Linked DNA regions of Homo sapiens: region 2 is linked to region 1. A link is a contact called in ENCODE Hi-C or POLR2A ChIA-PET data. All regions are on one chromosome and are shown on one strand. Each heading gives the region's core, a stretch centred on a gene start or an enhancer-like site at or near the end of the contact. The rest is flanking DNA. Distances are from core to core; before and after follow the strand shown. Region 1 has its middle 130 kb from the start of FAM161A. Region 2 has its middle 36 kb from the start of FAM161A.

The links. A loop is a pair of places that touch in the nucleus more often than their neighbours do. ChIA-PET counts read pairs that join two places held with the same protein, here RNA polymerase II (POLR2A).
Region 2: a loop to region 1 is called in a map of endothelial cell of hepatic sinusoid, with 5 times the contacts of the local background. The contact joins two enhancer-like sites. A Hi-C loop is called at or near these places in 1 of 168 maps with a recorded cell type or tissue (endothelial cell of hepatic sinusoid). POLR2A ChIA-PET finds 5 or more read pairs at or near these places in 3 of 52 experiments (HCT116, PC-9 and activated T-cell).

The regions. Positions count from the first base shown.
Region 1 is chr2:61,717,752-61,722,886 of GRCh38, forward strand. No RefSeq gene overlaps it. Among named protein-coding and RNA genes, the nearest start is that of FAM161A, 130 kb to the right of the region's middle. Within about 2 kb of position 1,345, at least 4 of the 41 ENCODE cell types and tissues checked have a DNase peak (open chromatin) inside an H3K27ac peak, as active enhancers do.
Region 2 is chr2:61,815,424-61,821,045 of GRCh38, forward strand. It overlaps a transcript of FAM161A not described here. Among named protein-coding and RNA genes, the nearest start is that of FAM161A, 36 kb to the right of the region's middle. Within about 2 kb of position 1,406, at least 2 of the 41 ENCODE cell types and tissues checked have a DNase peak (open chromatin) inside an H3K27ac peak, as active enhancers do.

The DNA.
Region 1 (5,135 bases), core at 95-2,594:
ACGTTGCTCTCTGTTGCTGCGAGGTTGGATATTCAAAGGCAGCAATGGCAAGGTCAGATTTGGTCAGTGAAGTCCATGCTTTTGGGTCCACACGTAGCCTCTGTCTCTGCCACTGCGGCCACCCCCTTCACCTGCCCATTGTCCCCATTCCAATGACAAAGCTTGTATTTGTACATTGAGCTGACCCACCAGTACACGAAGCATAGGAGTTTCTTCCTCCGTCAGTTGGTCATGATGTTCCCCAGGGCCACGGGTGTGAGCTGAGGTAGGGACACTAGTGCCCTTATCAGGCCCAAATGTCCCCAGTAAAGTTATGCTGGGATTACCCCGAATTATCGAGCTGGCAGCCAGGAGAGAAAGTGGGCACAGCTTCTCAGAGGGACACCAGTTGCCTGGAGGGAAGAGGCCTCTGCAGTGTATTTTTGCACAGGGAGGGGTGGGCCACCTATGCAGATTCTGGGGGTACTGGGGAGTCTGCAGATACACCATCTTTCAGGGCATCCACCCAGATTTTCCCATCCTATGTTTCAGGGCCCCAGATGTTCCCATCCGGGGCACAACAGACCTGAATGCTCAGAAAGACATTCAGCCATTTTGGGGAACTTTGACCCTGACTCTCAGATCCTGAGTTTGTTCCTTAGTTGTGCTAGCTCTTTCACCCTGTAAACTGCTGAAGAGACCGTCTGTTTCTCACACTTAGCCATAACTGTTTGTTGACTGCCCTCTGTTTGCAATGCTTCCTCTGTAGCAGGGATCCCCAACTCCCGGGCCACGGACCCGTGGGCTGCACAGAAGGAGGTGAAGGCAGGCGAGTTATTACCGCCAGCTCTGCCTCCTGTCAGGTCAGCGGCATTAGATACTCATAGTAGTGCAAACCCTATTGTGAACCGTGCATGTGAGGGATCTAGGTTGCACAGTCCTTATGAGAATCTAACTCCTGATGATCTGTCACTGTCTCCCATCACCCCAGATGGGACAGCTAGTTGTAGGAAAACAAGCTCAGGGCTCCCACTGATTCTACATTATGGAGAGTTGTATAATTATTTCATTATATATTACAATGTAATAATAATAGAAATCAAGTGCCCAATAAATGTAATGCACTTGAATCATCCTGAAACCTTCCCCTACCCCACCCCAGTCTGTGGAGAAACGGTCTTTCACAAAACTGGTCACTGGTGCCAAAAAGGTGGGGGACTGCTGTTCTGTAGGATGTCAATGCAGCTTTTGAGCAATCAGCTCACTCCATCTTTCCTGTGTGAGGTGCCTCCCCTCCCCCAGGCCCCCATGCTTTCCAGGGCTTGAATCCTATCACTAGCCAGTGTATTCTCCACTGGGATGTCACTCTCAAGTCACTACTGATAGTATTTTTAGCAACTGGGATAGCCCTTGTGACTGGGACTATCCCTGCCCACATACCACTTGGGATGCGGTTCTCCTTGCCAGCTGGGAGCACGCGGTCCAGTCCCCAAACAGAGCTTGTTGTTTCTGACTGCCTTCAGGACCAACTGTGCTGATGGGTTCTTAGGGAGGCAGACATCAAGGCAAAGTTAGAAGGGCAAGAGATTCGTTGTGGGTAGTATCTGGTAAAGGACGAGGGAAAAGGAGTGGGAGTAGTCGGAGAAAGTCTCTAGGCCATGGTGCAGGTCTGACACCTGTAAACGCAGAGGAGAAAGGAAGGAGGGTTGAGCAGGAAGAGCCTCAGGTCGAGGTGTAGCTCTGAGAAAATCCTAGAGGAGTGCCATGCTGGGCTGTGCTCAGACACTGGCTGGGAGCTTTCTGGGAAGAAAATGGATGTGGTGTGTAGGGACTAGAAGGAGGCAGGAGATGGTTTTGGTAATGATCTGTTTCTTAATCTGGGTTTTATGTGTGTGTTCATTTTATAAATTTTTATCAAGCTCATTTTTGACATGTGAACTTTACATATGCTATATTTCAATTTTCTAAAAGTCATGAGTCTCTGCCTTTGGCTTCCAAATAGCCTTAATAAAGAAACTTAATTAGGATTTTGAAACCCAAACCCTAGGTGGGGATAGTCTCATACTGAAAAAACAAATTTGTGGCCAGGCGTGGTGGCTCACTCCTGTAATCCCAGCACTCTGGGAGGCTGAGGAGGGTGGATCACCTGAGGTCAGGAGTTCAAGACCCACCTGGCCAACATGGTGAAACCCTGTTTCTACTAAAAATACAAAAATTAGCTGGCCATGGTGGCATATGCCTGTATTCCCAGCTACTGGAGAGGCTGAGGCAGGAGAATCGGTTGAACCCAGGAGGTGGAGGTTGCAGTGAGCCAAGATCACACCACTGCACTCCAGCCTGGGCGACACAACAAGACTCCGTCTCAAAACAACAACAACAAAACAAACTGGTGATATACCCAAAGGATCTTAGAAATATATAAGCCAATTTCTGTGAATTTATTATCTGGAATAAACCACACAATGTATAACGTCTTAAGTACAAAGATGTTCATTATTACATTGCTTATAGTCGTGAACACTTGGAAATATCATAAGTTTCCATCAGTACAGAAACTACTGAATAAATCATGGGATGCAATACAGTGGGATACCATGAAACAGTTGAAAATAATGATGAGAATCTATATTTCATGGCATGGGAGTATGTTCATGATATAACATGAATAAATGAAAAGAAAGCACAAATATATGCTTAATATGATCCATTTTACTAAAAATGTTTCAAAAGCATGTTTTTATAGTTAGAAGAAAGACTGAGTATTCTACATAAAACATGAATAGTGCTTATCTTTGGACAGTATCTTAAAAATGATTATTATTTTCTGTATCCTTTTAATGTTTAATGTTTCTGTTTTTTATGATGAAAATTTAATTCAGTTGCTCCCTGACTTATGATGGGGTCATATCCTGATGAACCCATCATATGTTGAAAATAAGTCAAAAATGCAGTTAAGACACCTAACCTAGGCTGGGCGCAGTGGGTGACACCTGTAATCCCAGCACTTGGGGAGGCCGAGGGAGGTGGATCATGAGGTCAGGAGTTTGGGAGCAGCCTGGCCAACATAGTGAAACCCTGTCTCTATTCTGTACTATTAAAAGTACAGAAATTAGCCAGGTGTGGTGGTGGGCGCCTGTAGTCCCAACTACTTGGGAGGCTGAGGCATGAGAATCACTTGAACACGGGAGGTGGAGGTTGCAGTGAGTTGAGATCAGGCCACTGTACTCCAGACTGGGCGACAGAGTGAAACTCTGTCTCAAAAAAAAGAAAAGAAAAGAAAAAAAAGACACCTAACCTCCTAAACATTATAAACCAGGTTATGCGATATTTTAGGGTAGGGAATTAAAGCTTACTCATCCATGTCCACCCATTGTCTTTCACATTACCTAGGATATGAGATAGAAGTTCCATTTGTATTAGTTGGCCAAAAAGGAATTAATTCATGAATAATAAATGAATGAAAAAATGAATGCTAGGTGAGTCATTGATATGACTATTGATATTTTAACCAGCTTACCCTTTTGTATTTAAGTAATATAGTGCCTTTCACTTAAAATCCAAAGGGTAAGCTGGTTAAAATATCAATAGTCAAGACTTTGTAAAATATTTTTTTTCCTCGACTTATCATCACTCTGAAAACCCCACTGAAGGATTTTCTTTCCACCCTTGCAACTCTGGGCTCCGCACAGCTGAAGGGCCTGGTAAGGGAGTGCACTCTTGCCAGGGGACACAGTGAACTACAAATATGGCTGTCACCTTTGGAGTCCTTGGAGTGTCCTATGGATACTTTGGAGTCCTTGTGTCCAGGAGCCAGGAGACAAACAGAGGAGTCACCATCTTGGCAGAGGTCATTGTCCCTGATCAGCAGGTGGAGGCAGGGCTCCTGTTACACAGTGGGGATGAGTACAAGGTATTTGGAACCAGGGAGTAGTATGGGCTGGCTACAGAATTGGCAACGTCATTTGCAATCATGTTTCAGCTGCCATTTACAAGGTGATGATCCATGAATCCTTACCTCTTTCATGAGTTTCAGGCAAATATTTTAAACAGCAAACTTGATGGTGCGACCAAAATGGTGAAACCATGGTGAAACTCCGTCTCTACTAAAATACAAAAATTAGCCAGGTGTGATGGTGCGCACCTATAATCCCAGCTACTCAGGAGGCTGAGGCAGGAGAACTGTTTGAACCCGGGGGGCAGAGGTTGCAGTGAGCCGAGATGGCGCCATTGCACTCCAGCCTGAGTGACAGAGCGAGACTCCATCTCAAAAAAAAAAAAAGAGATTGAGCTGGAAGGATAAAATATAGATAGAAAATCTATTCTGGGTCCTTTGAACAATTATTGAGCTACTATGTTGAATTTATTAATGAAAGCGATTCCTTGTCATTTAATATTTTTATCTCCATGGGCTGCCAAGTGCTTGGTACATAGTGGGCATTCAATAAACTTTGGATTCATTAGTAAATAAGTCAGCAAATAGTATTGTATTGTATTGTATTGTATTGTATTGTATTGTATTGTATTGTATTGTATTGTATTCAGCCAAGCAAACCTTTTTTTTGTGGGGCGGGGGGATGTAATGCTAAATTAATTGCAGAGCAATTAATTTGAGGAAGAGATGAAAACTTCATTCTTTGTGAAGGGGTCACTGTGCTGGTCAGATACCTGAGCAAACAGGCCAGGCCTCCAGGCAATTAGATCAAGTACATTTCTCATTGCCCAGAATGTGGACCTGCTATTGGAGAGGACACCTGTCTTCCTGAGGTCAGTGGCTCCAGCATTGGATTGAGCTGTAACCAGATCTGGGTACAGATGCTGCCAAAACAGGGATATCCCAAGGTGCTATTACTGGATGCTAATTTTGGATAAATACCTCCTTGATGCTTTAAGTCTTTCAAAATGAAGATTGCATGCTCTAGTAAATCATAAATATTATTGAAGTTTCCATTTTCAGCGAATAGTTAAACTCTATTTTTTGTAGTTGGGATATGCAATACACATGCTGGCATTTTTATACTTACATTGAGGTTCGGAATTCAGTATTTTACAAGGCCCTGGGAACTTGTTTGCAAAGTAAAGTGTTCTGAAAAGTTACCCTGGTGCAATATGATCGCTCCCTTCGGAGAACTTGCAAGTAAATTTAGTTAGTTAAAGCC
Region 2 (5,622 bases), core at 156-2,655, 98 kb after region 1:
AACTGTGTTGCCCCAGGAAAGTGCGTACAAAGGGTCAGAAGCCTCTCCAACCTGAGCAAAGTGTCTGCTGTTTACTAGAAAAATCCTCTGTGTCCACCCTGAAAGATGTGTCTTTTTTTTTTTTTTTTTTTTTTTTTTTTTTTTTGAGATGGAGTCTCGTTCTGTCACCCAGGCTGGAGTGCAGTGGCGCGGTCTCAGCTCACTGCAACCTTCGCCTCCCAGGTTAAAGCGATTCTCCTGCCTCAGCTTCCCAAATAACTGGGATTACAGGCATGTGCTACCATGCCCAGATAGTTTTTGTATTTTTAGTAGAGACTGGGTTTCACCAGGTTGGCCAGGCTGGTCTTGAATTCCTGACCTCAAGTGATCCCCGCACCTCAGCCTCCCAAAGTGCTGGGATTACAGGCGTGAGCCACCACACCTGGCCTCTCTCCCTATGTTTTGTCCCTCCTTGTCCACTGTCTACCTCCTTTTACCCAAAGCAAACCAATCCTCCCAACAAAAATAATTGAAAGCCTATCCCTTTTTTCTGTGTCTTGCAAATTTTTCATCCTTAGGCTTCTATGGAAAATCAATGTCTTTTCTTGAGCCCTAAACCAGTTACTGCTGGCTCTGCAGAGAGGCTTCCTAAGCTCAAGTCTTGCTTGCTTTCCCCACAATCCCCACTCCCTGAGAGGAGGTAAGCTTGGATCTTTGGGTGGCAGTGAGACCTCCATTGACGTTGGCTTTCTCCCATAGCATAAACTCAAACACACCTCCATACTGAGGATGCATTTGTTCTGAAACTCCACATCTGAGCTATGCATAGAAGTCTTACTCCTGTGAACACACTTTTTTCACTTTATTTATTACCTTACATTCACCCTCCCACTGCCTGGGTCACATTAGCTCTCTGACCTTGACTGACAACAAAAGCATCCCTTCAACCCTTGCCCAAATCTACAAGTATCATCTTGACACTGGGGGAAATGGTGGTTTGGGGAGTTAGGATTTATTCTCTCTCTACCCTGCCCTACTGTAAACTGAGGGTTTTTTGTTTGTTTGTTTGTTTAATTGAGACAGGGTCTTGCTCTGTCGCCCAGGCTGGAGTGTGGTGGTGCAATCTCTGCCCACTGCAGCCTTGACCTCCTGGACTCAAGCAATCCTCCGCCTCAGTCTCCTGAGTAGCTGGGACCACAGACACACACCACTAGATGTGGCTAATTTTTGTATTTTTTGTAGAGACGGCGGGGCGGGGGGGTCTTGCTATGTTGCCCAGGCTGGTCTCGAACTCCTGGACATGATCTTCCCACTTCGGCCTCCCAAAGTGCTAGGATTACAGGTGTGAGCCACGGCCCTGGCCTGTGTGTACTTTAACTTGGAGCAAATGACCCTTCATTCTCTGCCCTACTTGCCTCGGCAATCACATTCCTGCAGTCACTCTTCACTCTAGCCACACTGGCTGCATCGGCCAGAGAGGAAGCAGGGAAAGCAGCTGGGAGTCAGTTGCAGGGGCCCCAAGCAGGCATTTTCCAAGTGGAGTCACACACCCGGAGTGGGAGGGGAGAAATATGCTCCATTTGCTGCAGAAAGAAACTGCAATTCGAAACTGAAATAGGTAGAACATTTATACTAACTTTATCTAAAAAAGAAATAAAGCTTTACCAAGATTTAATATGTGGTTTGTCACTGGCTGCTCACATGATCCATTCTCGGTCAGATGGCAGACGGTCAAGTGCCACGCGGGGACAGGGCCCTTCGCTTTCTTCGCATGGAATTTGGCCATGCCCCTCAGGTTGTGTGTGCCCTGTGAGTCGCTTCACAGATCATATTAGCAGCTTTCCAAAACCAGTCCTCACAAAACAGACAAGCGGCTTTAAAAGAAAATCCTGCAGAGAAACCTCAGACTGAAGATAATACTATTAACACAGCACAAGGAAACAAGAAAATGCAAGAATGCTTCTCTGTACCTGGTACAAGCTCTTAATCAGCCATATTAGGAGGAAAAACAATGGTGATCTAACCAATTCTTACTTTGGACTAAGCCAACAAATTCAAAATTATCAAGAAGATTATTGAAATAAGGATTTACATTCACTGTAATGAAAAACAAACCTCACCATATGTGAATACTGGATCCTGAGCACAGAGCCTGGTGGAGTCTCTTTTTCGCATGACAGACATTCAAGCCCAGCATTGAGATACACTCAGCTTAGGACAAATCCTTCAAGTTGCTTCATCACAAAGTGTTAAACCAACATTTTCAAAAACAAAGAAACATAGGCCAGGTGCGGTGGCTCATGCCTGTAATCCCAACACTTTGGGAGGCCAAGGCAGGAGGATGGTTTGAGTTCAGGAGACCAAGACCAGCCTGGGCAACATAGTGAGACCCTGTCTCTACAAAAAAATTAAAAATTAGCAGGTGCGGTGGCTTGCAGGAGTGGTCCCAGCTACTCAGAAGGCTGAGGTGGGAGGATCGCTTGAACCTAGGAGGTTGAGACTGCAGTGATTCTACACTGCACTCCAGCCTGGGTGACAAAGCAAGACCCTGTCTGGAACAAACAACAAAACCAAAACCAAACCAAAACAAGAAGCATATATGTTTCCCAGACCTAGAAACAATGACACCTAGTAACAATGAGTATACCTAACATTCAGATCCTTTTTTTTTTTTTTTTGAGTTGGAGTCTCTGTTGCCCAGGCTGGAGTGCAGTGGTGCAATCTTGGCTCATTGCCTCTGCCTCCTGGGTTCAAGCAATTCTCCTGCCTCAGCCTCCTGAGTAGCTGGGATTACAGGTGCCCACCACCACGCCCGGCTAATTTTTGTATTTTCAGTAGAGATGGGATCTCACCTTGTTGGCCAGGCTGGTCTCAAACTCCTGGCCTCAAGTGATCCACCCGCCTCGGTCTCCCAAAGTGTTGGGATTACAGGTGTGAGCCACCGTCCCTGGCTGGATCCTAATTTCTGAAGACCATTTTCCATTAAAAGGCTTCAGGGTCTGTCAAATAAATGGCCAATGCCAGGGCTGGGTCAGAGAAAGTACAAGATGATCCTTGGATTTCTTCTTGTTCCAGAAAGTAAGAAAGTGCACAAAGACTGAGGGAAAGATGTAAATAAAACACACAAACCAGCTTGTAGGGGCTCCCACTGGCCAAATTTAGGACAATTTGAGCATAATTTAAAAATTTTAATGATGGTAACACATTATAACACATTGAATAAATGAAGAATTTGTGCATCATGATGATACCTCACATAAAAGAGACTGGGAAGCTCTTCTTTACAGAGACTATCAGCTAATATAGAACACATAATAGAATTAGAAAATGACCATTTTGCAACCCCCAGCATAATAACTTATTCAGGTGAAGACCATCAAGGAATACTAAAACTGTTAGGTAAAATGTGTTGGGGAACAGGATGTTCACACCGTGTCAAGTATCCCCCTGACACTACCCGGTTACTTAAGCATCAAGGGATACAGTGCCTTTACAATGGAGAGAACTGATGGATAGCCCTTTAACCAAGTGATCAAATTTAGTGTCAATAATAATGCAACAAAGTGACATTCTGTGCCTCCCCACTTAATGTCATACAAAGTACACAAATTAGTTAGGTAGTATTCATGCCCACAATGTTTAACCAGAATCCAATTAAGCAAACAATTAGAGAAATCTAAATTACATGCCAGGCTACAGATGACTGGCCTGGACTCTTACAAAGTAACAATGAAATGAAAGACAAAAAAGGCAGAGAGCTGTCTAGACAAAAAGAGACTAAAGAGCTATCAAAACTAAATGCACCCACCAATTTGGGGAGCTGATCAAATGGGTGGATCACTTGATTCCTGGAGTTCAAGACCAGCCTGGGCAACATGGCAAAACCTGTCTCTGCAAAAAGTACAAAAATTAGCCGGGCATGGTGGTGGCGCATGCCTGTAGTCCCAGCTACTCAGGAGGCTGAGGAAGGAGGATCACTGAGCCCAGGAGGCAGAGGTTACAGTGAGCCATGATCCCGCTGCTACACTCCAGCCTGGGTGACAGAGTGAGACTCTGTCTCAAAACAAAAAAGCCAATACAACAAAATCTCATTCAAGTCTGGTAGAAAGAAAAGTCCTGAAAATGTGGTGATGAGCAAGGAATAACAAAAAACAATTAATTGTACATTAATGTCATTGACATTATCTTCAGTGGACTGTTCTATATTAGTGAACATTTTTTTTAACTGCACTGACTTTGTCAGGCTTCCTCCTGTCCTATTTTGATTCTTGTTTTTGTTTCCCATGAAGTGTTGCAGTTCCTCAACCACACACTCTTGGCATGGTTTTTAGGAACATAACTTTTAGGGTTAGCAAAAGGATGCTGTGGGTTTTTTCATCCATCTGAGCATTATTATAGTGCAACAAGATAACTTATTTTCATAATGAAGTATACCATCTTCTTTTTATTAGCATTCAAGATGAATGAATATTGTTATTTGCTTGAGAAAGGCTCATTTATGATTTTTTTCTATTATACAATGTTAATGTCTTATTTTGCATTTTTTCCTCATAGAGGATATTTTTTGTCTTGGAAAAAGCATTCTTCTAAGAGAAGTAAATGATGGACCTCACTGTACATCACAGACACATGTAGCTGGTGGAAATTCAGAAATGCTACTTTATACAGTATATTTAATGATGTGTTGGGTATACCTCTTAAATTAGGAATTGTGTTCTGCTGCATTTAATAGACACCCACCTTCTGTCCGTGGCCGCCACCAGGAAGCATCATTAAAATCTCTCTTCCCACTGCTGTCATGTCTAAGTCAGTCTCCTAAACAGCCAAGCAGCTGTGGCAGCTCTTCACTGGAGGATCGAGCTTTGAAACGACTGATGAGAGGCTGAGGAGCCATTCTGAGCAATGGGGAATGCTCACAGGCTGTGTGGTCATGAGAGATCCCAACACCAAGTGCTCCAGGGGCTTTGGGTTTGTCACCTATGCCACTGTGGAGGAGGTGGATGCAGCCATGAATGCAAGGCCACACAAGGTGGATGGGAGAGCTGTGGAACCAAAGAGGGCTGTCTCAAGAGAAGGTTCTCAAAGACCAGGTGCCCACCTAACTGTGAAAAAGGTATTTGTTGCTGGCATTAAAGAAGACACTGAAGAACATCACCTAAGAGACAGTAGGATAAATGTGAACACTGCTAGGTAACTGGTATTAAGGGGTTATTCTTTTTTGTATTATTCTTTTTGTATGTGTGATGATGGTATTAGAGCTGTGTAACAAGGGAAAGTTTTTATCATTTAAAGATCTATACTGAAATATTTATACATGAAATATGTCTGTGATTTGCTTCGAAACAACTAGGGGCTAGAGAGTGGGAATATAGAAGAAATAAACTTAATTGTGAGTTGATAATTCTTGACATTAGGTGATGGGCACATCTAGAAAATATAACTACAAAATACCTTCCTACAAAGCTAAAGCCTCATTTATATTTTTCTTTAACATATGTAAGTGTTGAAAAGGAAGAAACAAAAAGAATGAAGTCTCTCTTCCATCACCTACTCCCAGGCTCTTAGAGGCAGACTCTATTAACATTTATATTTTCTGGTATATCTTTTCAGAGTTAGATATAAGCATACATTTTATGCCTTGAC